3 separate regions of the Mus musculus genome follow, and all the other regions are linked to region 3. The links are chromatin loops, found by intact Hi-C in ENCODE. Cell type or tissue: gastrocnemius. All regions are shown on one strand.

Region 1 (8,000 bases), 390 kb before region 3:
TCATGAAAATCAGCAATGATTTCCCACAAGCACATTATAGACAGAACGTACCTTTAGAATGGTTCTCTCGGAGGAAGTGGATGGTCCAGCTGTTACGCTGAGTCAAACCTCTTCAGAATGGGGAATTTGTTACTAGATCAGCCAAAGGCCTACATGTTTGTTTGAAAAGTTGGTTGCGACAGTGTTATGACTGCAAATATCTAATGCCAGAACAGTTGATTGAGGAATAGAGTGCATCTGATATTTCTTTCTCAAAGTCACTCTGTCCTTTCCCATCCTCGCCCAGGTTGCAAGTTTTCACATTCTGGTGACATTCTCTACCAGCCCTTTCGAAACAGCATCAATGTTTATTGCAAAGAATGGCAGACTCATCAAAATTGTGCTACTGTGAAAACTTCCCTCTGTACAAATGTAACATCAATGGAAAGGAACTATCTATTTATCTATCTATCTATCTATCTGTTTATTATGAAGTAATGTTGATGATATAAAAATTCTTAAGGGTTAGGAACCCTGACTAATACAGGGTTCTCTAGAGGAATAGAACTTACAGAGTTAATATGAATATGTATGTATATGTATATGTGTGTGTATGTATGTATATCCCCTATATATTATATATATACATATATACATATATATGTGTATGTATATATGTGTGTGTATGTATGTGTGTGTGTGTGTGTGTGTGTGCGTGTGTGTGAAAATGTATTAGATTGGCTTACAGACTGTGGTCCAGCTAGTTCAACAATGGCTATCTACCAATGAAAGGTTAAAAAAAATCCAATAATTGTTCAGTCCACAAAGCTAGATGTCTCAACTCTTCAGTATATGTCAGAATCCTGAAGATGTAGGCTCTAATGCCAGCAAAGGAATGGACTGGCAAACAAAGGAAGAAAGAGAGCTTCCTTTTTCCATGTCCTTTATATAGACTACCTGCAGAAAGTGTGGCCCAGATGAAAGATGGATCTTCCTACTACAAAAGATCCGGATTAGAAGTGGGCCTCCCATTTCAAAGGGTTTAATTGAGAAAAAAGTATCTCACAGGTGGGCTCAGCCATTTGGGTTTAGTTGGTTCCAGATGTAGTTGAGTTGATAACCAAGAATAGCCATCACGGTTCATCCATGAAAAGGATGATGCTATTGATGCTACAGTTTCCCACAGTGCTTTGAAATCTCTGTATCAGGAACAAGACTGATGGATTTCTGGTGGGCTTTGATGCAAACATTGTCAGCTCAGTAGCACTTATTCTTATCCCTGACCCTAGGGTAGGGTATATTGAACATTGACCACAGAGAAATTTGCCCATCGTTTTGGAGAGCGAAGACTTTTCCAGAAAGAAAGTTGATTGTCACCTTTTAAAGCTGCATTTAGTTTGCTTATTTGAGCATGGCAGCCTCGATGTATCTTTTTCTAAAAAACTACATTCTACGACTTGTTATTATGTCTTGAATTCATTAAGAGAAGTGTCTGAGGCAAGATCAATATTTTTTAGATGACTGTCATTACAATTCACCCCCAAGAAGAGTGTAAGGCAAGACCTCTCCAAAGGGCAGTTGGCGTTCTCCATAGAGTTTGAAGTGCACATTCCTCTAAGTCCAGCCCACCTCTGCTGGTTCTTTGAAAAGCTCACTGATGTATATGTACAGAGATGGTCAATACAGAAGCCAGGCAGTGACTACTTACTGTATTGGGTGTGCCATAGTCACTTGAGTGTGAACAAATGAATTAAAGCTCCCTCCCCCAAGAGGGAGAAAAAAGCCAGCAGAGAATACACTCTCTGAATAGGAAAATTATACAAAGTTCCAGGAAGTGGCAAATATCTAAAAAATATACAAAATAGAAAAAGCTCAGAGTTGCTGGGAGTGTAGGTTAAAGTTTTTAAGAGGGTGCTGGGGCTAGGCTTTGATGATGTACTATCCGAACAAAGAGCTAGAGGAAAGGGTGGTTCAACGCGCATATATGAGCTAACAACCAAAATATACACCAATAAAGAACTGTTAGGGTGTGATCTACTTATTTTATTGCTGGGTATATATTCAGAAGGCTTGAGAGTAAGGTCTCAGAGAGTTATTGTATACCCATGTTCAAACTGTCATTATTCACAACACTAACATGTAGGTGCAAGCCATAGATCTGCCAATGGTATATATAACAAGCAGGGTATACAGTGAAATAATATGCAACCTTAAAAAGGAAGGGAATTCTGACACACACCACAAATGGATGAACCTTGAGTGGCGTTATGCTAAGCTAAACAAGACCAGGCACAAAAAGCAAGTACTGTGGGATTCCACTTGGATAGGGTTCTTAGAGTGACCAAAATCAGAAAGACACAGAGTAAAACAGAGGTTATCAGGGCCTGGTAGGTAGAGGGAGGAGGCGCTACTGCCTAATGGGTACAAATGAGGTCTGGAAGTGGACATTAGCGGTGTGTCTGCTCCATGAAACTGTGTAGTGGAGCACTTAAGAGGATACATTTTATGTTATACCCATTTCCCTCAAAACGTATTAGGGGAAAATTCAGCCACGTAGATCAGAGAACCAATTGATGGTTTTGTCTGTTTTGTATGTACTGTTTTTAAAAGAAGGAAATATATTTAAAAGAAAGCAATTTAGATGGGAAGAGACCTCCTCATGACGTAGCTGCAGCCCTTGCCATTGGCAAATATGTCTAACAGAAAGCAGCCTTGGGCTACCCGATCATGCTGTCTAGAGCTACAGCTATTCCTCTTTACCACTGGTCGGAGACCCAGCCTCCACAAGTATGCTATTTCATCTCTCTCTCCCAATGGGCTGGGCCTTTGGATTTGATAGGATTCACAAGAAGAGGACTTAAGAAGAATATTGAACTGGGGTGTGGTATCACCCCATACCCCATGGTCCCAACCCAACCGCATCCCCACGTCTTCCAGTACAGGGAGTGATTCCGAACATCAACCCTGACCGTGCAAGGCATGACTGGGATACAAGAGCCAGAGTAAGGCCACACTTCGAACATGGACTTCACCTTGCTGTGTGGTCAAGGTGAGGCAACTCAAGTTCAGGTTAGCATAAGTCAAAGTGTTCTAAAGAAGAGCCTGACCAAGGATCTGACCTTCAAGGTTAGAAGGCATTCTCAACTATAAAACTTCCTCAGTATGTCAAAGGGATTATACATGTTGGTTCTGGCATCAGATGGACTGGATTTAAATCCTGCTTCCCGCTTACCAACTTTGGGACCTTTGGCAGATAACGTTCTTTTGATTGACCTCAGTTTTCTCAGTTATGGAAGGGGTATTACACATCTCTTAGCACAGTGTTATTAAGAAAAGTAGACACTTTAATACAGTGTCTGGGATGTCCTAAAGGTATAGAGGAGAGATTTTGGAAGGTCGATATTATAATTCTCATGGCAGAAAAAGCACAGAAGCAGAGACACGCGGACAAATTAGGTAACTAAGTTAACATCACACAGCTAAGAAATTGTGGGACCAATGTCCTTGGCGGATTTCAGTCTAGATTGCTTTCATTTAGCGTGTAAGCACAGGTAATTAAAAAGCCAGATGGCCATGGAATGTTTTTAGAGGACACTGTCCTGCAACATTCTTGGGACATTCTTGCCCTCTTGTCTTGATTTGGGTTTGCTGGGTTTTTTTTTGTTTGTTTGTTTGTTTGTTTGTGTTTTTTTTTGTTTTGTTTTGTTTTGTTTTGTTTTCTGGTTTGGCTTTCCAGCACTCACCTACTGCAGCCTGAAAACCAGACCCAGTCCCAGCCTCAGAGCCTTGGGATTCCGGAGCCTTCCATGTTTTAGAATATTTAGGGTTTGTGGTGGTGTGAAGTTATTTCACAAACGACACCAAGTAGTGTCACACACATTTGTTGTCTTTTTCTTGTTAGTAGAAACCTCTGGAAATGGAGTCATTAGTCAAAAATAAAAGTCCCAGTGGCTCTGTTATGATTTCCTTATCTGGGCACTAGATGTCACACTAAGTCAAGCTTTGGAAGTGGCTCAGCTAAGTAGGGTGTGGCAGTCTCTACCTATTTAAAAAAAAATCACAATATTTAGGTAAATATAACGCTTAAATTTGAATTTCTAGGAAAATTCAGAAAGTACTTTCTTTTACTTACAAAAAAACTTAGAATTGTTAATCAGAGAACAGATAGCACCATGGTGAAATGCCGGCTTAAACACATCTTAGCTGCATGCACATGAAAACTGTCTTCCATTCCGAAAACAAAGGGGTAGTTCTGGAGACAGTTTATGCACACTTGTCTGTGGTCATGTGGGAGGCTTGTTCTTTTTTTCCCTTTGCTGTTTTGTTTGAGACGGTATCTCATGTAGCCCAGGCAAGCCTTGGACTTGTTAGGTAGCTGAGGCTAGTCTCTTACCTTCCTCTGCTTTCCAAGTGCTGGGACTACAGACTGGCCAAGATGAGAAGCAGCTCTCCCAACAGAGAAACAGACAAGACTAACCTACTGTGGAGGAAGTCAAAGAGGGGGATGTAAGGCCCCGGAAGATTAAAGAGCTAATAATGAGTGTGAGCGCCGCTGAGCCCCAGAGCTGAGCAAGCTGTGCCTCCAGAGATCACTTATTCCCTGACTTTGGCTCTCAGAAATCTATAGCTGTGAATTATGCGTGGAGAATTCTGCAGTCTCCTTTTGGAAAGTCTGTGTGGATGTTGTTGTTGTTGTTTTTAAACTACCTTGAAGAATATGAAGCCAACGACTTAAGTGTTTGCTGAAATTTCGATGAGATTCCATTGAAATGTTTGGAATTCTTTGGAGGCTAGAAAGAATTAATTCGAGTCAGATTGAAAGCTTATAATTAAGTCTTCGGCTTAGCAGTTTGTTTTTTTTTTTTTTTCCGAGTAACTCAGTAATGAGTTTGAGCTGTGTTTAATTATCTGCATGAGTGTAGGCACATATTTCTATTGTAATTAAAGCTGTAAATCATGTTTCCTAAGTTTTCAGGGTTTGTAGGTAATATATGATGACAAATAGCTTTCGTTGGAAGAAGCCAGTAAATACCATTGCCTGTGTTGCTTTGATAAATCAGGTTAGAACTGAGAAATCGGCCTTCTGTGTGTATGTGGGGGTGCATGTGTGAGTATGTGCAGAGGCCAAAGGCTAACCTCGAAAGTCAAAGGGTATTCCTCAGGATTGTGTCTGCCTTGCCTTTTGAAACAGCATGGCTCACTTGGCCTGAAATTTACTGATTCAGTTACAACGGCTGGATGTCAAGCCCCAGGGATGTATCTGTCTCTATGTCCCCAGCTCTGAGGCTACAAACTCATGCCACCACACCTAGATTTCCACAGGGTTCTATGCATTGATATCAGATCCAAAATACTACTCTTTTGAGTATGTATGAGTCTCATCTGTGTCTTCCTCTAACTCAAGAGATGGATGAACAGTCATTTGAACAGTGTTTTGTAATTCTGACTGGTTCTAGTTGACTCTGGTGTCTTCCTTTGACTTGGTTACCACTGCCTCGTGTTTGAACAACCCAGGGTCCCAGGATGCGTGCTTCCTTTCTCCTTACATGCCACGGCAGGTAGCAGGCACCCAGATGGAGGGGGCACAGGCTGTTTTTCCTTCTAGAACTCCAGTAGCCATGAGGACCGCAGTGGTCTACCAGTGCTTTGATCCCTTCCTCCTGTCTAAGAAAGGCTTACCCCATCTTAGTGCAGGGTGTCAAGCTGTCTGTGGATGAAATAGAAGACTCTTTTCTATCAAGTCAAGGGTTGGTTTTTACCCAATGAGTGGGAAGGTCTGCTCTGTACTCCTTACCGAATCCCAACTGTGCCAGTGTCTTGGAAATAAAGACTGTCCCTTCTTGGAAATACAGGTGCTATTAGTCTGATGGAGTCCGTGACCTTCAGCCTACTTTGGACTGCTACTCCTTCCCAATTTCCCCACTGAGTGACCCTTTGATTTAGAGCTGTCAGCTCAAGACCTTTCATGGTGTACGTTTGAGGAACTGTAGTGTTATTTTTTTATTTGTTTGTTTGGAGGGCTTTGTTTTGTTTAGAGACACGATCTTGCTAAGTAGCCCACACTGACCTAGAATCTTATGCAGACTAGGCTAGACTCAAACTTGCCATCCTCCTGCCTCAGCCCCCTGAGTGTTAGGATTATATGCCACCATACATATAATCCTAGGAACATATTATACATAGGTTTATACATAGGAACGTATTGAAGGTCATCTGACTTCAATCCAGCCCATGTTAACTGAGCACCTGCCATGTGCTAGGACTTCAAAAAGCCAACAGCGACCACAAGAGAACGATTGATCAGCCATATGACACTTTAGAAAACAGGATGAAGACATGCCTTTCAAAGACGCTGACTTGAGTTTGGAGTTTCCCTGTTAAAAACAGCCACCATGGCAGAAGCCAAAAGGGGTCTGGGAACATAGTGAGGAAACTGAGTCACAAAAGAGAGTGGCTTTAAGGCCACTCAGCCTGACCATGCTGAGTTCATCTTTGGATCCTACCACAGGGAATCTGAACACATTGCTGCCATTCAGGGTAGAACCCCGCAGTCCAGATGGTCTTGTGAGATTAGTCTAGGGTCACAGACTGTGCAGATTGTAATGTCTCTGTGAACTATATATTTATGTCCTTGCAGGTCATGGATTAACAGCAGTCAAAGAAAAGGCAGGGGCAACCCTACGAATCCACAGTGCCAATTCTGCATCTCCCGAAGGGGCCCCAACTGATGCTGAAAACGGAATCTCTGGAAGTGAGTGGCGTGCTCGCCTGGTGTTTTGTTACACCCGTGTGCATGACTACACAGTGGGGAAAAGCCCAAGTTCAGATCAGCAAAATGCATTCTAACCAGGGTGTTATTTCTTGCCATGACAGATGTGACTCCAGATCAGGACCCTGCCAGAGGCCCCCACACTCCTCCTCCACCAGGGGCGGCAGGGTCGAGAGGCATGCTGTCAGCCCTCACCAATGTGGTTCAAAACACGGTGAGTCCCTAGAGGCCTCCCCTGTTTTCCCTAGTGGCTCAGTTCTTTTGATCTTTGCAGCTTGTGACCTAGATACATCAGAGAGAAGGCTGCCTCACTCCTGACTTTGGATTCCAGTTTGTTATGCTTTCTGCTACAGAGTAGCTATAACCTTGGATCTGAAATAATAAGGGCAAGATGAAATGCAGTCTGTGTTTAAAAGAAGAGAGTGGTTTAGAAGATTTTTTTTCCAATCTGATCTAACAGTGTCCCTTCTAGCTGCTTCAAGGACGGCATTTAGGTGAGGGAGGGAACTTGGAGCTGGGACAGCTGTTCTTCCTGGATCAGGTCTCAGTTCTCTTAAAATTGGAAATCCTTCAAAGCAAAAAAGGACTAGTAATGACTCAGGGAGAATAACTCAGAGACCAACCCAGCCATAGCCTCCCTCCTGATCCCTACAGCCCCTTTCCCTGCAGAACCCTAAACGTACACCTGAAAGTCTTATTTTTCCATTGTTTGTTTATTCCTTTTTATTTAAGTTGAATTGATTTTTTTTAAAGACAGATACTCAACCATCTCACTCCTCCAGGAAGCTCGCTATTGATGATAAACATTGAAAGGAAGCAGAGGTACCACAGTGAGAAGAGGAAGTCAGCAGGTCCTTAGCACCAGGAAGACAGGAGTCTACTATGTAGAACAAGCTAACTATATTTTCTAGAAATATGGGCTCGTGCCCTTTTTAGTCATTTATCCATTTGTTATATTAAAGAGAGACAGTTGACCCTTACTGTGTGTGAGGAGCCTCACCAGACTCTGGCCATATAGGCTAATGCTATGTCTTGCCATATTAAGGCGGTTTAACAATGGTGTGTGATGCATTATGGGAAAGGAGGGGATTGTGAATGGCCCCGTAGGTTATCTTACCCATATGTTGGGACAAAAGAGTGCCAGGAGTAAAGGAAGACTGGATAGGGAGAAGGAGGCACACCAAGTGTTAAGAGTCACAACGCAGAGCTGTTCAAGGCCACCCATGAGAGTGGGGGAAGCTCTCTCTGTAAC
Region 2 (8,000 bases), 56 kb before region 3:
CCAGGGATCCACCTAGCTCCCTTCCTCCCTCAACACTGGGGTTACAAATGCATACAACCACACCTGCATTTTGAGTGCTGGGGACCCAAACTCAAGCCTTCATGCTTGTAGGGCAGGCACTATACCAACTGAACCATCTCTCTGGCCCTTAAAATTGTCTTAATTCTGCAAATATTCCATTAAAGAAGGCTGAACAGTTAATAGCACTTGCTGCCCTTATAGAGGACCCAGGTTCAGTTCCCAGCACCCACATGGCAGCTCATAGCAACCTGTAACTCCAGTTTCAGGAAATCCAACACCCTCTTCTGGCTTCCTCAGGCACCAAGCACAATACATGGTGCACATGCAAGCATGCAAGCAAACACTTACATGCATAAACTAATAAGTATATCTTTTAATTAAGAGGACCAGGCTGCTATAAGCTGTCATGTGGGTGGGTGCTGGAAACTAAACCTGGATCCTCTACAACTATGCTATGACACACACACACATTTTTTAAAAAGTAAATAAATGGGCTGGTGAGATGGCTCAGTGGGTAAGAGTACCCAACTGCTCTTCCGAAGGTCAGGAGTTCAAATCCCAGCAACCACATGGTGGCTCACAACCATCGGTAACGAGATCTGACTCCCTCTTCTGGAGTGTCTGAGGACAGGTACAGTGTACTTACATATAATAAATGAAAAAATAAATCTTTTAAAAAAAAAAAGAAAAAAGTAAATAAATATAATTTTTAATGTTAAGTTATCAAGGTAGTAGTTATTATTCATCCCATCCTTTTTGCAAGCAGAAACCAAGAATAAAGTCCAGTGGATCACACCAGTAATCACAGCACTTGGAAGTCTGAGACAGGAGTCACTTGAGTTAATCTACTTGTACAGGTCCAGATAATTATAAGGCATATTAGCATGTTAATATAACTATTAACTATTAAAGTCTTTAGCCGGGCGTGGTGGCACACACCTTTAATCCCAGCACTTGGGAGGCGGATTTCTGAGTTCAAGGCCAGCATGGTCTACAAAGTGAGTTCCAGGACAGCCAGGGCTACACAGAGAAACCCTGTCTCGAAAAACAAAACAAAATCAAAAACAAAAAAATCTCAACTTCCCACAATACCAACACACCTAAATTCCAAAATGCAACGCTGATCATTTTCGGGAGGCAGAATAGCATAGTAGTCAGAAATGCCTAGGCTCTCCTTCCAGTTTAACCACCTTCTAGTTGTATGACAAACTGTTTAAAAGGTATCTTTAGCCGGGCATGGTGGCGTACACCTTTATTTCCTAGCACTTAGGAGGCAGAGGCAGGCAGATTTCTGAGTTTGAGGCCAGCCTGGTCTACAAAGTGAGTTCCAGGACAGCCAGGGCTACACAGAGAAACCCTGTCTCGAAAAACAACAACAACAAAGGTATCTTTACTGTTAAAAAACTGGACTGTGAGTTAAGGCAAGAGGATCATGAGTTCACACCAGCCTAATCTATAATTACACTGTAATTTCAAGACCTGACACATGGCACTATTACCCAAATCTTCCTTCAAAACAATAAACTTGGAGCTGAGCATGAAGGCATGGGACTTTAATCCCAGCACTCAGGAGGCAGAGGCAGAAGCATCTCTTGTTAGTTCAAGGCCAGCCTGCTCTACATAGTAAGCTCTAGAACAGCCTGGACTACATAGAGAGAGACCCTGTCTCAAAAAAACAAAACAACAACAACAACCACGAAGAACTTGGGAGGCTTGAGATGTGTCCAGTGATTGGGAGCACTTGCTGCTCTTGCAAAGGACCTGGCTTCAGTTTCCACCACCCACGTGATGGTTCACACCCATGTATGACGCCAGTACCAGGGGACCCAATGCCCTCTTCTGACCTTCTTGGGACCAGGGCTGCATGCACTGCACATACACGCATGCAGACAAAACACTTGTACACGTAATTTATTCAAAACAGGATTTCTCTGTGTAGCCTTGGCTGTACCGGAACTCACTCTGTAGAGCTGGCTGGCCTCAAACTTATAGAGATCCACCTGCCTCTGCCTCCCAGGTGCTGTGATTAAAGTCATGCACCACCAATGAACTGGAGAGGTATGACTGAAGAGATGTCTCAGGAGTTAGAGTACTTGCTGCTCTTTCAGAGGACATGAGTTCAACTCCAATTCCAAAGGGTTCAACACCCTCTTCTGGCCTCTGATGGCATCAGGCATGCATAGTCACAGAAATATACTCAGACACAACATACACGTTACAAGTCAAATAAGAATGTATTGGACTTGGGGGCTGAACAAATGGTTCAGTGGTTAAGAGTGCATATTGTTCTTTGCAGAGACCCTGACTTCCAGAACTAACACCCACAGAAAGCAGCTCAAAACCACCTGTAACACCACCTCTGGAGGATCTGACACACTCTTCTGGCTACCATGGGCCTTCAAACATATGTGTGCATACACAAACTATGTGTGCATATACAAACACAGATACACATAACTAAAATAAGAATAAATATTTTCCAAAACAACACTTCAGATGAATTTCTAGACGGTATTTAAAGCAAACTCACATATTATCCCGAAAATAAAAAGGCCGACTCTGGGTGGCTACCATCACTATCTTTTTTCCCCAAAGAATAAAAAACAGAGAGCTGAAACTTTTTCCAGTTTGGTGTAACACTTTTCTCCCCTGCATGCTGGTGTTCTGACAAGCTTAAGAATAATAAAAGTGTGTGTAAGTGTGATTGTTAAATATCTTGTAGATTAGCTGAACATCTTCAGTGGTCCAGTAAATTAAAAATTATTTCCAACTTGTATCTGTCTCCTATGCCAGGGACTTTCAAACAATTTCACTTTCAAACTATTTGAATGTCCACTACATTGAATTATTGAAGTTGGAACTGAGGTTTAAAAAAAAAAAAAACTACTTATCGTAACAGGTGATAAGAGATGACAGCTGTCAAATACAGAACATCCGTCTGTACTCGCCGTGTTTTTATTCCTGGTAAACCAGGATCCGCTCAACTCCTATAAATTATTCTAAACAAAATAAACAAATAAACTTCCTTGTGTCACAGCTGACACTCGCTTCCAGGAAGCTGATTCAAGCTGAAGGCCCGAGCAAACTTCTCCCTGCGAAAGCCAAGTGTGACATTCTTCCACGCAAAGCTTGAAGTCGGGACTTTAGGAAGCACTCCAACAGAGATGATTTGGGACAAGGCTGTACACGAAAGTAACTTTTAACGCCCCGTCCAAATCAACTTTCTTCTTCCTTCCTCCCTTCCCCCAAGAGTCGGGGGGGTGGGGATGTGAAATTGCCGCGTAGCAGCCACCTCCCTGCAGCTGCGTCCCTGGTGCGCCCCGCACCCTAAGCCGGGCCCCTCGGAGCCCTCTGCATCGTCCTCCCCATCCCGCACCGCGGCGGCGCCCCGTTCACACCCCCGCCTGCAAAGCCTCTGTAGCTGCACGGCCTCCCGGGCGGCTCACCATCGCAGCCCCACGACCGAACAGGAGCAGGTGGGCAGGCCCGTGGCTGGGGTAATTCGTTATCGGGGCTCGGGATCCATTGGCGCCAACAACTTCTCCCGCGAAGTAGCAGAAGCGCGGGCGGCGGCGCGCGGCGATGACGTCGGAGGCGCGCGTTCCCCGCGGCCCCGCCCCGAGGCGGGAGCTGCGCACTGGGTGCAGGACCACAGCCCTAGCAACCGGAGGGTTGCTACCTTGTAGGACGGCGAGTGCGCGTGCGATCGTGGCCGGGAGACGCCCAATTTGGGATCTGAGGCTGACTTCCTCTAAGCCGGGTTCCCAGGTGGCTTCCTTCCTGCAGTACACGCACGTGCTGCAAGGGCAGTGCTCTGTAGCCGCTTCCAGAAGTTCTTACTGCCACCACGGTAGGATGAAGTGTATTCGATGCGCCCCGCAAAGGTCAACTGTTCTCATCAAACTTTACACTGATTTATTTTATTTTTAATGTTTGACCTATTGATTTTGGCTCAAACTAACAGACCCTTAGTGAATGGACATTTTTTTTAACTTTTTAATACATTTATCTATTGAAGATGGAATGACAAGCTGTGGTCAGAGAACAACTTTCAGGGAACCTTCCATCACGTGGGTATATGTTTGCATTTAACGGACTGTTTACAGTAAAGGCATTTTGTTTGTTTGGGGGGGTTGTTTTTCTGAGGCAGAAGATCATGTGACTTGTCCAGGTCCCAAACTCCTTATGTAGCTGAGAATGACCTTGAACTTCTGATTTCTCTACTGCCTCCCAAACGCTGAAATCTCAGATATATGCCAACACTCCTGCTTTACACGATGCAAGGGATCAAACTCAGAGCTACTGTGAATGCATGCAACCAACTGGGCAACCCTCAGCCCCAATGTCTTTGCTCTAAAACTACCAAGCTAAGAGAACTAGCCCCCGGGACTGGAGAGATGGCTCAGCGGTTAAGATCACTGACTGCTCTTCCAAAGGTCCTGAGTTCAAATCCCAGCAACCACATGGTGGCTCAAAACCATCCGTAATGAAATCTGATGCCCTCTTTTGGAGTGTCTGAGGTCAACTACAGTGTACTTACATATAATAAATAAATCTAAGAAAGAAAGACAGGAAGGAAGGAAGGAAGAAAACTAGCCCCTTAATTCCTTCCTAAAGCTTCATTAAGTCTCTTAAAGAATAGTCAAATCTTTGACATAACCAAGACACGCCCACACAGGGGAAAAAAAAAAAAAAAACAAGAAAAGATTTAGGATAAGCAAGCTTTGGAAGCTGCTCTTGCTATGAAACTCTAGTGGGCCTGCCTCCACCACCCCACTGCTGGGATTATAGGGGTGGTAGCCCACACCTGGCCAGCAAGTTTCCTATGAGTAAATGAGCAACCTGGTTGTGGAATAGAAATTAACAATTGCATATAACTTTAAGAGAAAACGTGACTATCAAAGAATTTAGTGTAGAGGGCAGTATCAAACTTTGGCCTTGAACTTTGAAATCTTTTTCTAACCACTTCTTGTTGGGTCTTGTCATTTTATGACACCATATCTACTGGGAAAGACAGTAAAGCCTTCAGGAATACAAGAGTTTGTATTTAAGTAGATGTCTATTGCAACATAATTTTGGTTTTTTGAGTGAGGATTTCTCTATGTATTCCTGGCTGGCCTGGAACACAATATGGATTCGCCTGCCTCTGCTTCCCTGAGTCTGGGATTAAAGGTGAGTACCATACTCTGCATTTTTTGTAACATGTAACCCACATGCATTTTTTGCACTGTTCTGGGTTAAAATTCACCAACAATAATAATCCCCAACTTAGAAACAAGTGAACAGTCACTGGTGAGAAGGACTTCCCTGCTTAGGTCCCTCTGAAGCCATTCGTTCAGTTCCTGCTCTACTATGTAATAGTTACAAGACCATAGAGAAGTAATTGTGACTCAGGGTCCTCATCTGTTAAGACACAACTATTTCTGCCACATATCAAGTAGTAATAGCATTCTCTGATGGTGCTGGTGCTGGTGCTGGTGGCGGCAGCAGCAATGGTGGTTACTTGATTTGGTTTGAGTTCAATTCAGACAGTCTCAGTGTATAACCCAGGTTAGTCTCAAACTTGAGATCCTCCTGACTCACCCCCCTCCCCCGCCCCCAGTACTAGGATTACAGGCATGCACCATTATATGTGGATGACCACAGTGTTTTTAAGTCAACAATGATCATCATTATTATAAAGCTTGCACACATGTGGCAGAGATAACCAGAAGGACCCTGCTTCAAAAACAAGATGGAAGGAATGCGAGTCAACTCTTAAAAAAATCTGTCCTCTGATGCCTATACACACACACACACACACGCACACACACACGCACTGGCAGGCGTGTGCTCACACTCAAAAGCACAAAATCAATTAAGTGGGAGAGCACTCCAAAATTAGATGCATCTATACTCCACAGCTTTGCTTAGGACAATAATTGGTTGATATATTGAGATAATAATTGATAATAATTGGTGATCCATTGAGAAATCAGTAAAATCTGTGAACTAATCTCTAGAAAGATGTACACAGCAGATGTATGATATAATTTTGTTCATATAACATTACAACATACACCAATGCACAGTAATCTTTGTGCTTTACATCAATGACTAAGATACATAAAACTTACCTATGCCAGCTATGGTGGCATACACCTTTAATCCCAGCACTCATAGCTCATAGGCTAAGATCTCTGTGAGTTCAGCCCCTTGTGCACCCTTCCCCCCCCCAAAAAAAAAAGAAAGAAAAAGAAAAAGACCATGGGGGTTGGAGAGAGGACTCCACAGTGCACATGCTGCTCATGCCAAGTTCCCAAAACTGGGTTCCTGTCACCTACATTGCACTTCCAAGGGATCTGTGCCCTCTTCTGACCTTCTCGGGCAATGTGTATATATGGTGCACATACGCACATACCTCCTCACAGATATACATACTACACATAATTTTATTTCTTTTAAAACCATTTTTACTTATTATGTAGACAGTGTTCTCGTGCATGTATGCCTGCAGGCCAGAAGAGGGCACCAGATCCCATTACAGATGGTTGTGACCTACCCCTGTGGTTGCTGGAGATTGAACTCGGGACCTCTGGAAGAGCAGCCAGTGCTCCTGACCTCCGAGCCATCTCTCCAGCCCTACACATAATTTTAAAATAAATCTTTTTAAAAATAAAGTCCTTATCTCAGTTGTGGTTTCCATTGCTGTGAAGAGACATCACGACCAAGGCAATTCCTATAAAGGACGTTTAATTGGGGGCAGTTTACAGGTTGTGAGGTTCTGTCCATTATCATCATGGCAGGAAGCACTGCACTGGCAGAGCTGAAGTTCCGGTGCACATCTGCCATCCGAAGGAAGCCAGGAATAGACTGTTGCTAGGAAGCTAGGAGGAGGGTCTCCAAGCCCACCCTCACAATGACACACTTCCTCCAACAAGGCCATACCTCCTAATAGTGCCACTCCCTGGGCCAAGCATATTCAAACTACCACAACCCTAACCATCAAAAAAGAAAAAAAAAGAAAACTTGCAACTGGGTATAGTGGCTCACACCTTTAATCCCGGCCCTTGGGGAAAAGAGGCAAGAGGGTGTCTGAGTTCCAGGCCAGCCGGTCTACATAGCAAGTTCCAGGACAAGCTGAGGCTATACAGAATGATCTAGTCTCAGAAAAGAATGAAAAAGTAAACTTGTATAGTTTTGTATCGTTATTTTTAGTATATATTTTTCTTTTTTTTTAAAGATTTATTTATCTATTTATTTATTATATGGAAGTACACTGTAGCTGTCTTCAGATGCACCAGAAGAGGGCATCAGATCTCATTACAGATGGTTCTGAGCCACCATGTGGTTGCTGGGATTTGAACTTCGGACCTTCGGAAGAGCAGTTGGGTGCTCTTACCCACTGAGCCATCTCACCAGCCCCTTCTTTTTCTTTTTAAGACAGAATAGCGTGTATTTTAGATTGCCCTCAGACTTGCAGTGTAGCTAAGACTTCTTGAACTTCTGATCCTCCTGCATCCACTTCCCAAATGCTGAGTCAGATTACAGACCTGCACCACCACACCCATTTTATACCAGACTGGGGACCCAACCCCGGGCAATTACAGTAGATGCTACTAACTGCTGAGCCATCTCTCTAACCCCTGTTTGTTGTTGTCTGTCTGCTTTTCCCTAATGATTGAAGACTTCATGTTGAAAAGACACATCTAAATGGAAATATTATGTCTTAGATCTGCTTATATAGTGCTCAATACTTTTGCTTGAATCCTTAAAAGAGAGGCTGTGGGGATTTCTTTTTTAATCAACAAAGCCAATTTTGTGAAAATCAGAACTATTTTCCTTCCCACTTGGGAACAGAAATGCTAGGGGAATTGTCTGTGTTCCATGAAAAAACTCTCTGTTCCAAAAGTTAGAATATTGACAATAGGATCTTTCTTAGTTCTTCCTCATCTTGTGAACAGTTGGATCTGATAGTTCCTAATCCACATACATGAGCC
Region 3 (8,000 bases):
CAGCTAAAGTGTACTCATATAATCCTTAAAAAAAAAATCTGGGTGTTGTGGTACTTGCCTATGATCCAAGCAGCAAGTAGGTAGAGACAAGGTGGAGCCTGAGGCCATCAGAGGAGACCTCCTTCTCCAAGTTACAGGTCTGGGACTAATGTGTTTGCCTAGCATTCACAAGTCACTCCCAGGTGGGTAGGGAAGTAATTCACACAAGTACCAAGTCTGTTACATCTAGAATCCTATACTATACCACAGGTTCATTGCTTGTGCTAGAATTACAACTCTATAAAGACTACTGAGACACACCTGCCCACCCAACAGTCAGTATCATGCCTAGGTCAAAGTCAAGCACCTCTAGGACCTACCCAAAGTGACACACTCACTCAACATCCACTAGGAAAGTTGCCTGTCATTGCTATTTTAAGCCAATTGTTTCCACGGGGGAAAAAAACCCCAAGTAACGTTGTTGCTTGAGTATCGCTGACCCATTAAGTAATCAGAAAAGACAAGGACACACAAATCAATATATAAGTCTTTTATTCTCCCAAAAGAGCCCAAATTGTTCATGTGGTCAGGATCTCGTTTCTGGGGCCAGGAACTGTAAAACAAACACACATGTAAAATCTTCTGCCAATATTCCTGCTCAGAAAGTTCTTTTAATCCTTTTTAATCACACTGTGCTCATCCGAAGCAGTCAGCTGCAGACATGGGCACCCACCTGAGGCCTCCTCACTCGTCAGCCTGCTGCACAGTTCCCTTCTCAGACACATAGATGCCGTCCAAAAACTTCCTGATATCCTTGTTTTTAACTGTTGTGGCTTGCTGAATCAGGGCAGCTACACAGGACACAAAAAAGTACATAGCCAAATTCATCTCATACAAGCCCAACTAACTAGAACTCAATCCCTCAAGCCTACACAGGAGGGGCTCCTTCACTGTCCTTGGATCTCATCTGAGCAGTGGCATACACACCCCAATATAGACATAAAAACGAATAATACTTTCCCAACCAAGCCAGCCATGTGCCACCCAATTTGAACATCTACGAGCAGAGCACACACAACCATTTTGTACTCATGATACAAAGCACAGCATACAAATACCTACACAACAGATCCACAATGGATTTCTTCCTGTTTCTCAGAAGTTTGGAAACAGAAATCAGACACACATTCAACCTCAAGGCTCAGATAAAATGTTACTGTCTGTTATGACAAATATACACACCTGAATTTGAAACAAGTTCAATGTCATTTCCTTCAAGGATTAACTCATCCTTCTGGGCTTGAGAGACAGAACAAGCCACACCTGAAAGAGGTGTGTATTCAACAGCGTTAACAGGAGAGACATCTCACCAATACAACTCCATTTAAAACCCCAAGCAACCAATCAAGTTCTCTAAGACTTTAGGGTTGGAATTGAACCTCCTGTCATCTCAGATGACAAATGTGACTCCCAGATCCCACAAAAGGCTGATGCATCCTACAACTATTTCAGCATACTCCCTCTTCAGGAAAACCTCAAGCTCAGGACCACCCAACAGTCTTCACCACACCCGAACACCAAGGCTCCATCCAGACCCAAGGACAAAGAACTGTAGCAAGTTCCCATCATCCCTCAAGGCCCACACACACCTGTCCTCATCCGAACCCTGCGGATGTATTTTTCACCCAAGAAATTTCGGATTTCAACCAAAGAGCCATTCTCCTGGATGACGACGTTGATGGGGAAGTGAGCGTACACAGACCGCATCTTGTATCGGAAGCCCTGCATCAAACAAGCAACTGTGAGCCATCCTGAACAAACTCAAAGTTTTCGGTTCAGCTGGCCTAGATTTTGAGATTCCTCTTCTTCAGTTTCCCCAGGCTGAATTTAGAGTCAGCTCTAAATGCCCTAAGGTGCTTTTGTCATGTCGTGGAAATTTAACACACGCACTCTACCCACCATATGCAAGTTGCAACATCTTCCCAAAGCTCCAGGAGGAAGCTTTCTTTTACTATCTCATCCTTTGAGGGCATAAGATCCTCATTTTTGGCATTAGGCATCTGTGGAGTTACTACAGACACCACCAGATAATAAGTGACTCCAGACTAAACAAAAGGCCCAGTCCTCCCCAGGAGCAACAGGGTAACACGATCCAATAGGTATACAAAGTACAGCTTGTGTTTATAAAACAACACCTCTTCAGCATTAACTGTTTTGGGAGAAAGGATCTAGAACAGTAACTTCAGAGATGCACAAGTCAGATCTTTTTGTTTGTTTTTTTGAGACAGAGTATAACTCTGGCTGTCTTTTCTATCCATTGAGTCCCAAACATACCAGCCAGCAATCTCCACTATATGTATCTACCAACAAACAAAACCCCTGAAACAGAAGTAAAGGAGCCTGCCCAGCAAATTCCTGGGTCTGATCTGTGCTAACCCACCCCCAATATCTGAAAGTGCCTCCTTTGTAGAAGTACAGTCCATCCTGGCCCTAGACATTTATACACACCCAAGGAACCTCTTCCAAAGGGTTAAAGGGCAGAGTGGAGGGCTGACTTACCAGCGTGACACCCTTGATCATGTTCTGAACATGACTGCAGATGGTCCTGACGGTGGCCAGTTCCTTTCTGTTACCCCACCATTTGTCAACCCGGAGCTGAAACACAACAACTTTAGAATTAAAACACAGCACTTTTAGCTGGCGAGTACTAGCACGCAAAGCCATGTACAAATGCACCGTATGTCACACGCACAGGACACCAGAGGGACGACACACACACACCCAAGTTCACTCATAAAAGAACTGAGTCCGAGTAACCCACTCGGCCACGCATGGGGTGGGGGATTAACATCGGTTACCGGGTTTTGTTACAAGCAAGCACCCGAAGCATCGGAAGACACAAGTTCTTACCCTTTTCTTCTTCTTCCCAAGAAGACTCAGCTCCACGTTGATGTGATTGAAGTCCCTCCGCAGAGTCCCCCTGGGGCCCTTCACAATGACTGTGCGCCCCTTCAGAGTGATTTCGACTAAACGAGAAAGTGAACTGGTGAGACCATAGGCCGGGGTTTAGAGCATGCAGGAAAGCCGTCAGCGGCCGGCGGGGAGCCATCTACTCACCATTCTCTGGAATGTCCACAGTCTGATTGCTGAGAATGGTCTTCATCCTGAAACACAGACACCCGGGTGAGACGGCTGGGGCGGGGGACGCTCTACACCCGAGACCCGGCAGCGTTCCGCTCCCAACGGGAATCGCCAGCTACGAAAGCCGGCAACAAGGACCCAGGTGTGTCCGGGACAAGGACTGGACCGGGGGCCCCGGAGAAGAGTAAGGAAGCCCGGCTCGGTGCGCCATGGCGGAAGGGCTACGACCGAGATGGGCCTGAAAGCCCGAACGCCACTTCCAGCTCGCGCCACCAAGTCCCAAGGACGCACGTCGTGCTGGGGGACAGTCGGGACAAAGCCTTGGGGCATCGGCTCCATGCCGCCGGGGTCCCCAAACAGAGGATGGGTTCAGATTCCCGGGGCACCCGGTCCCTAAGCTCCTCACCTCGCAGTAGATGGGGCAAAGAGAGAACGTCTTTCGTCATCACGTTCTTGTAATCCGTCAGGGCCCTGCGTGTCGCGTCACGACCCGAGCGACGGCTTTAAGGCGGAACTACTCGATTGCCGAGCTAGTCGAGTCGCGCCGGTCGGCGACGACGTATCGCGTCATGACTCAAGCGACGAGTTGTTGGACGCGTCCGGTGCCGGGGGTGCTGTTCCCTCGATCCCTTGACACTCCTGAGACCTAAAAGAGGGGGATGGCTCTACGCTGCTGGGATACAGCTCGCAGCCTGGGGTCCCGGGTGAGCGGCGGGAACGCCATTGCTTATCCTAAGTTCAAAACTAGGGAAATTGTTCCAGATATCCTTTTTTTAAAAGCCCCGACAGCTGTGGCATATCTTAATTATTGCAAACTTGTTGACAACATATTTTAGTACCTGTTTTAGGAATAGAAGACATGAAAACGTGGCATGTTAAGTCACCCACTAAGGTTTTCTAACCTATATTTAGCGGTTAACTTTGATCTGCGTCCCACTTTTTTCCCCCATTTGTCATGGCTGAGCGTGCATCAGGGTCTCTGTAATCTAGGCTGGCCTGAAACTAAATTCTTAGACCAAAGACGACTCCTCACTCTGCCTCCTCTGAGAGCTGCATTACGTGTTTGAGCCGCCGTGACTTACGGTTCTTTCACCTTGAGTCTTTTTCAGGTTCTGATCTACGTAGTTTGAGCTCTTAAATCGTTTTACATAATTTCTGAATCAATTTCTTTAGCTTTGGTATTATAATGGGTTAAAACTAAATTATTTCAGAGTCTACTGAGTGAATGTTGTACTGAACCCTTTTTGTAGATATTTGGAAGATATGCGTTCACGGTTAGAGCATTAAGTTCTTTGCCAGATAAGAAAAAGGAATTTTTGCATAATGGACCAGACCTTCAAGATTTTGTATCTGGTGATCTTGCAGACAAGAGTACATGGGATGAATATAAAGGAAACTTAAAGCGCCAGAAAGGAGAAAGGTAATTGAACATTAGATTCCACTTTGACTTTGTGCATTGTTTGGTTTTGTTTGTTTGTTTGTTTGTTTTGGTTTTGATTTTTTGAGACAGGGTTTCTCTGTGTAGCCCTGGCTGTCCTGGAACTCACTCTGTAGACCAGGCTGGCCTCGAACTCAGAAATCCACCTGCCTCTGCCTCCCAAGTGCTGGGATTAAAGATGCACTGCCTGGCATTGTGCTTTTTTTTTTTTTTTTTTTTTTTTTTTTTTCTTTTTTAATCAAGCCTTGTAGGTTTTTCTGTACCCTTTGGCCATTTCTTCATCCTTTCCAAAATGACCATTTTATGCTGCCATATCCCATTTTATATCTAGCATCTAATTGAGAAAGTATAGGTTTTTCTCTTGATAGTTATTTTATTTATTTGGGTTTTTGGAGATGGTTTCCCTATGTAGCCCTAACTGCCCTAGACTTCTCTCTGTAGACCAAGCTGGCCTCAAACTCAGAGATCCATTTTCCTCTTCCTCCTGAGTGCTGCAATTAAAAGTGTGCACAACCACCACCTGGCTTACTTTATTGATTTATGCCTTCATATAGTTTTAATTGTTAATGGGTATTGATCATCTAACTTACTCTTTTGTTTGTTTGTTTGAGATGGGGACTCACTATTTGTTCTTGGCTAACCTGGAACTCTCTATGTAGGCCAGACTGGCCTCAAACTCAGAACTGAGATCCGCCTGCCTCTGCCTCCCAGGTGCTGGGATTAAAGGTGTGCACCTCCACATCCGGCTCAAACTTGTTTGCATGTAGCCTATGATTCCTTTATCTTAATTGTTTTTTAATGACGTAAGGTTGCCTGGCAGGCAGAAGGCTCTGGATGCCAGATTCCTAGCAACACAGTAAACAAATAATAACAGAAGACTGGTGTACAGCGTAGTCTTCAAAAATGCTTATCAAACAGCTTCTAGATCAGAAGTGGATAGTCAAGGAAAATCAAAGATATAGCTTGCTTTCCAAAGGGTAGGCCTGTCTTTTTTGTTGTTGTTGTTGTTGTTGTTTTCATTTCTTGGTTTCTTTTAAATCAGGGTTTCATCTATATAGTCTGGGCTAGCCTTGAAATCACTGTGTAGTTAGATTTGACCTTGAACTCCTGTTCCTCCTACAGCATCACAGATGTGAACCACTGAAACCAGCAAACGGTCTGCCTTTATTAATGACTAGAATTTAGAATGCAGGATAAATGGTGTGCAGTTGGGTTCCTTGCTTGCCCTGAGTTTACTATAGTAATTTGTAGCATTCATAGGGAAGAGTATGCTCAAACCCGAATCCGTCCTTTAGTTAGAACAGGATAGCAATGTACGTTTGAGGGTCGGTATAAGCATCACACCCCTTAGACTCCGGTATCAGGGTTTCCTAAAGCATCTTAAGCAGACCTGAATTTGCGTCTTTGTTCTAATCACTATGATGGAGTTGAGTTAGTTCAGAAACACAGAAAAGGCTATGCTGGGAAACTGCTAGAGCAAGGTGCGTGCTTTCCACTGGTTGGTAATGGACCGCTCTCTCTGGCTTTCCCTAGGCTAAGACTACCTCCATGGCTAAAGACAAAGATACCCATGGGTAAAAACTACAATAAACTGAAAAATACATTGCGGAATTTAAGTCTCCACACAGTAAGTGGCCAGTGTATTTCCTCTTCGTTTTACCCAATGCCTATACTGTTTCTCTATATTTGTAAAGGATTTTTTTTTTTTAAATATAGTCTCATGAGGTAGCATAGGCTGGTCTGGGACAAACTGTATAGGTCTGTTTGTCCTCAATCTTGTGATTCTCCTGCCCTAACTTCCTGGGTGCTTGGATTTTAAAATGGGTGGTGCCAGATGAGACCAAAAAGAAATGATTGATGAGAATATAAAGTTTAGCAAGGAAAGCAGATGAGGATGAAAAGTGAAGTGTTATCAACAGTAATAAAAGCGTACATAGACGTGTAGGGGCCGGGAGTGTATCCCAGTGGTGTCCTAGTGTGTGTAAAACCAAGTCGAATTTTCCTACAAGAAAAACAGTGGTTACATTTCTTTTGCACTCTTTGGAGACATAGGCAGTGGATAATGGCAGTGGTTAAGAGCACATGGCTGGGGCTGGAGAGATGGCTCAGTGGTTAAGAGCACTGACAAGTCCTGAGTTCAAATCCCAGCAACCACATGGTGCCTCATAACCATCCGTAATGAGATATGACGCCCTCTTCTGGTGCATCGGGAGACAGCTACAGTGTACTTAAATATAATAATAAACAAATCTTTAAAAAAAAAAAAAAAAGCACAGGGCTGCTCTTCCAGAGACGCTAGGTTTGATTCCCAGCGCGCATGCGGTAGCTCATAGCCATCTCTAGTTATAGAGTGAAACCAACTCTAGTTTCAGGGGATCTAGCATTCTCTCCTGTTTTGACACAAGGCATGCATGTGGTTCATAGATATACACACAGTCAAGAAACCTATACACAGAAAATTAGAATAAAAATAATCTTTTTCTTTCTCTCTCTGTCTTTTTTTGTTTTTTTGTTTTTGTTTTTGTTTTTCAAGGCAGAGTTTCTTTGCATAGCCCTGGTTGTCCTGGAACTCACTATGTAGATCAGGTTGGCCTCCTACATATCTGCCTGCTTCTGCCTCCCAAGTGTTGGCACTAAAATCATGCACCACCACCACCCAGCTAATAAAAGTAATCTTTTTTTTAAGGATTTATTTATTTATTATATGTGAGTACACTGTAGCTGTCTTCAGACACTCCAGAAGAGGGTATTAGACCTCATTGAGCCACCATGTGGTTGCTGGGATTTGAACTCAGGACCTTCAGAAGAGCAGTCGGTGCTCTTAACCACTGAGCCATCTATCCAGCCCTAATAAAAGTAATCTTAAGAAGAAAAAACAAGAACATTTAAAATACCTAGTACTTCATTATTGGTAGATGGGTCCTTTCAACCTGATGTATCGTTTCCCCCTTTCACAGGTGTGTGAGGAAGCCCGGTGCCCCAACATTGGAGAGTGTTGGGGAGGTGGGGAATATGCCACAGCCACAGCCACGATCATGGTAAGGCAACCTGGTCTCTACCGCTTAGTTCAGGCATGGTACAGAGATGTCGATGCCCTCCTCCTACGAACGTGTACTGTGAACATCCAGTGAGACTCTTACCACATTTATGAAATGTTTATAAATTCACAAAGAGAGAACCTGGCCGTCTTGACACTCGTTGTGACTTCACTCTCTCTGAATTAATCTGTTATTGGTTCTTCCACATATTAGTATCTGATGTCGAACTCTTTGGCGCCTTAGGGTATATGTTTGCATTAACGTTTGGAAATATTTTTCGTACTTATTTGCTTTGTGTATTTTTTTTTCTGTCTCATCTGTTTAACAAGTGGTACTTCCCTCGTAACTCCATGCAGATCTGCATGTTCATCTTTCAGTTGAATATATTTTCAGGCTCGGCCAGA

What was found. A loop is a pair of places that touch in the nucleus more often than their neighbours do. Peaks named below come from ENCODE experiments on the same cell type or tissue, not always from the same donor. Only the 100,000 strongest peaks of a DNase experiment are listed, where the experiment ranks them.
Region 1: it touches region 3 in a loop (2.2-fold over the local background); 10 of 42 quality-filtered maps call a loop at or near these places.
Region 2: it touches region 3 in a loop (7-fold over the local background); 17 of 42 quality-filtered maps call a loop at or near these places.

Annotation. Positions count from the first base shown.
Region 1 is chr5:64,999,182-65,007,181 of GRCm38, forward strand. It overlaps Fam114a1 (family with sequence similarity 114, member A1), which reads left to right. Exons shown (of 14, transcript NM_026667.3): 4 at 6,617-6,730; 5 at 6,853-6,962. The region is part of intron 2 of Gm32374 (a long non-coding RNA gene); the gene reads right to left. Among named protein-coding and RNA genes, the nearest start is that of Gm32374, 17 kb to the right of the region's middle. In gastrocnemius, a CTCF peak has its summit at 3,961; a DNase peak (open chromatin) is centred at 6,913; H3K27ac peaks cover 3,411 bases.
Region 2 is chr5:65,332,057-65,340,056 of GRCm38, forward strand. It overlaps Rfc1 (replication factor C (activator 1) 1), which reads right to left and starts at 3,583. Exons shown (of 25, transcript NM_001347357.1): 1 at 3,468-3,583. The coding sequence starts at 3,470. In gastrocnemius, a CTCF peak has its summit at 6,523 (motif pointing right); a DNase peak (open chromatin) is centred at 3,647; H3K4me3 peaks cover 1,729 bases; H3K27ac peaks cover 1,387 bases.
Region 3 is chr5:65,387,850-65,395,849 of GRCm38, forward strand. Rpl9 (ribosomal protein L9) reads right to left here and starts at 3,582. Exons shown (of 8, transcript NM_011292.2): 1 at 3,527-3,582; 2 at 3,097-3,143; 3 at 2,890-3,005; 4 at 2,539-2,634; 5 at 1,629-1,761; 6 at 1,222-1,302; 7 at 713-830; 8 at 515-592. The coding sequence starts at 3,142. The coding sequence ends at 724. It overlaps Lias (lipoic acid synthetase), which reads left to right and starts at 3,648. Exons shown (of 11, transcript NM_024471.5): 1 at 3,648-3,824; 2 at 4,371-4,540; 3 at 6,092-6,185; 4 at 7,516-7,596. The coding sequence starts at 3,780. In gastrocnemius, no CTCF peak of the experiment used is centred here; a DNase peak (open chromatin) is centred at 3,635; H3K4me3 peaks cover 2,931 bases; H3K27ac peaks cover 2,112 bases.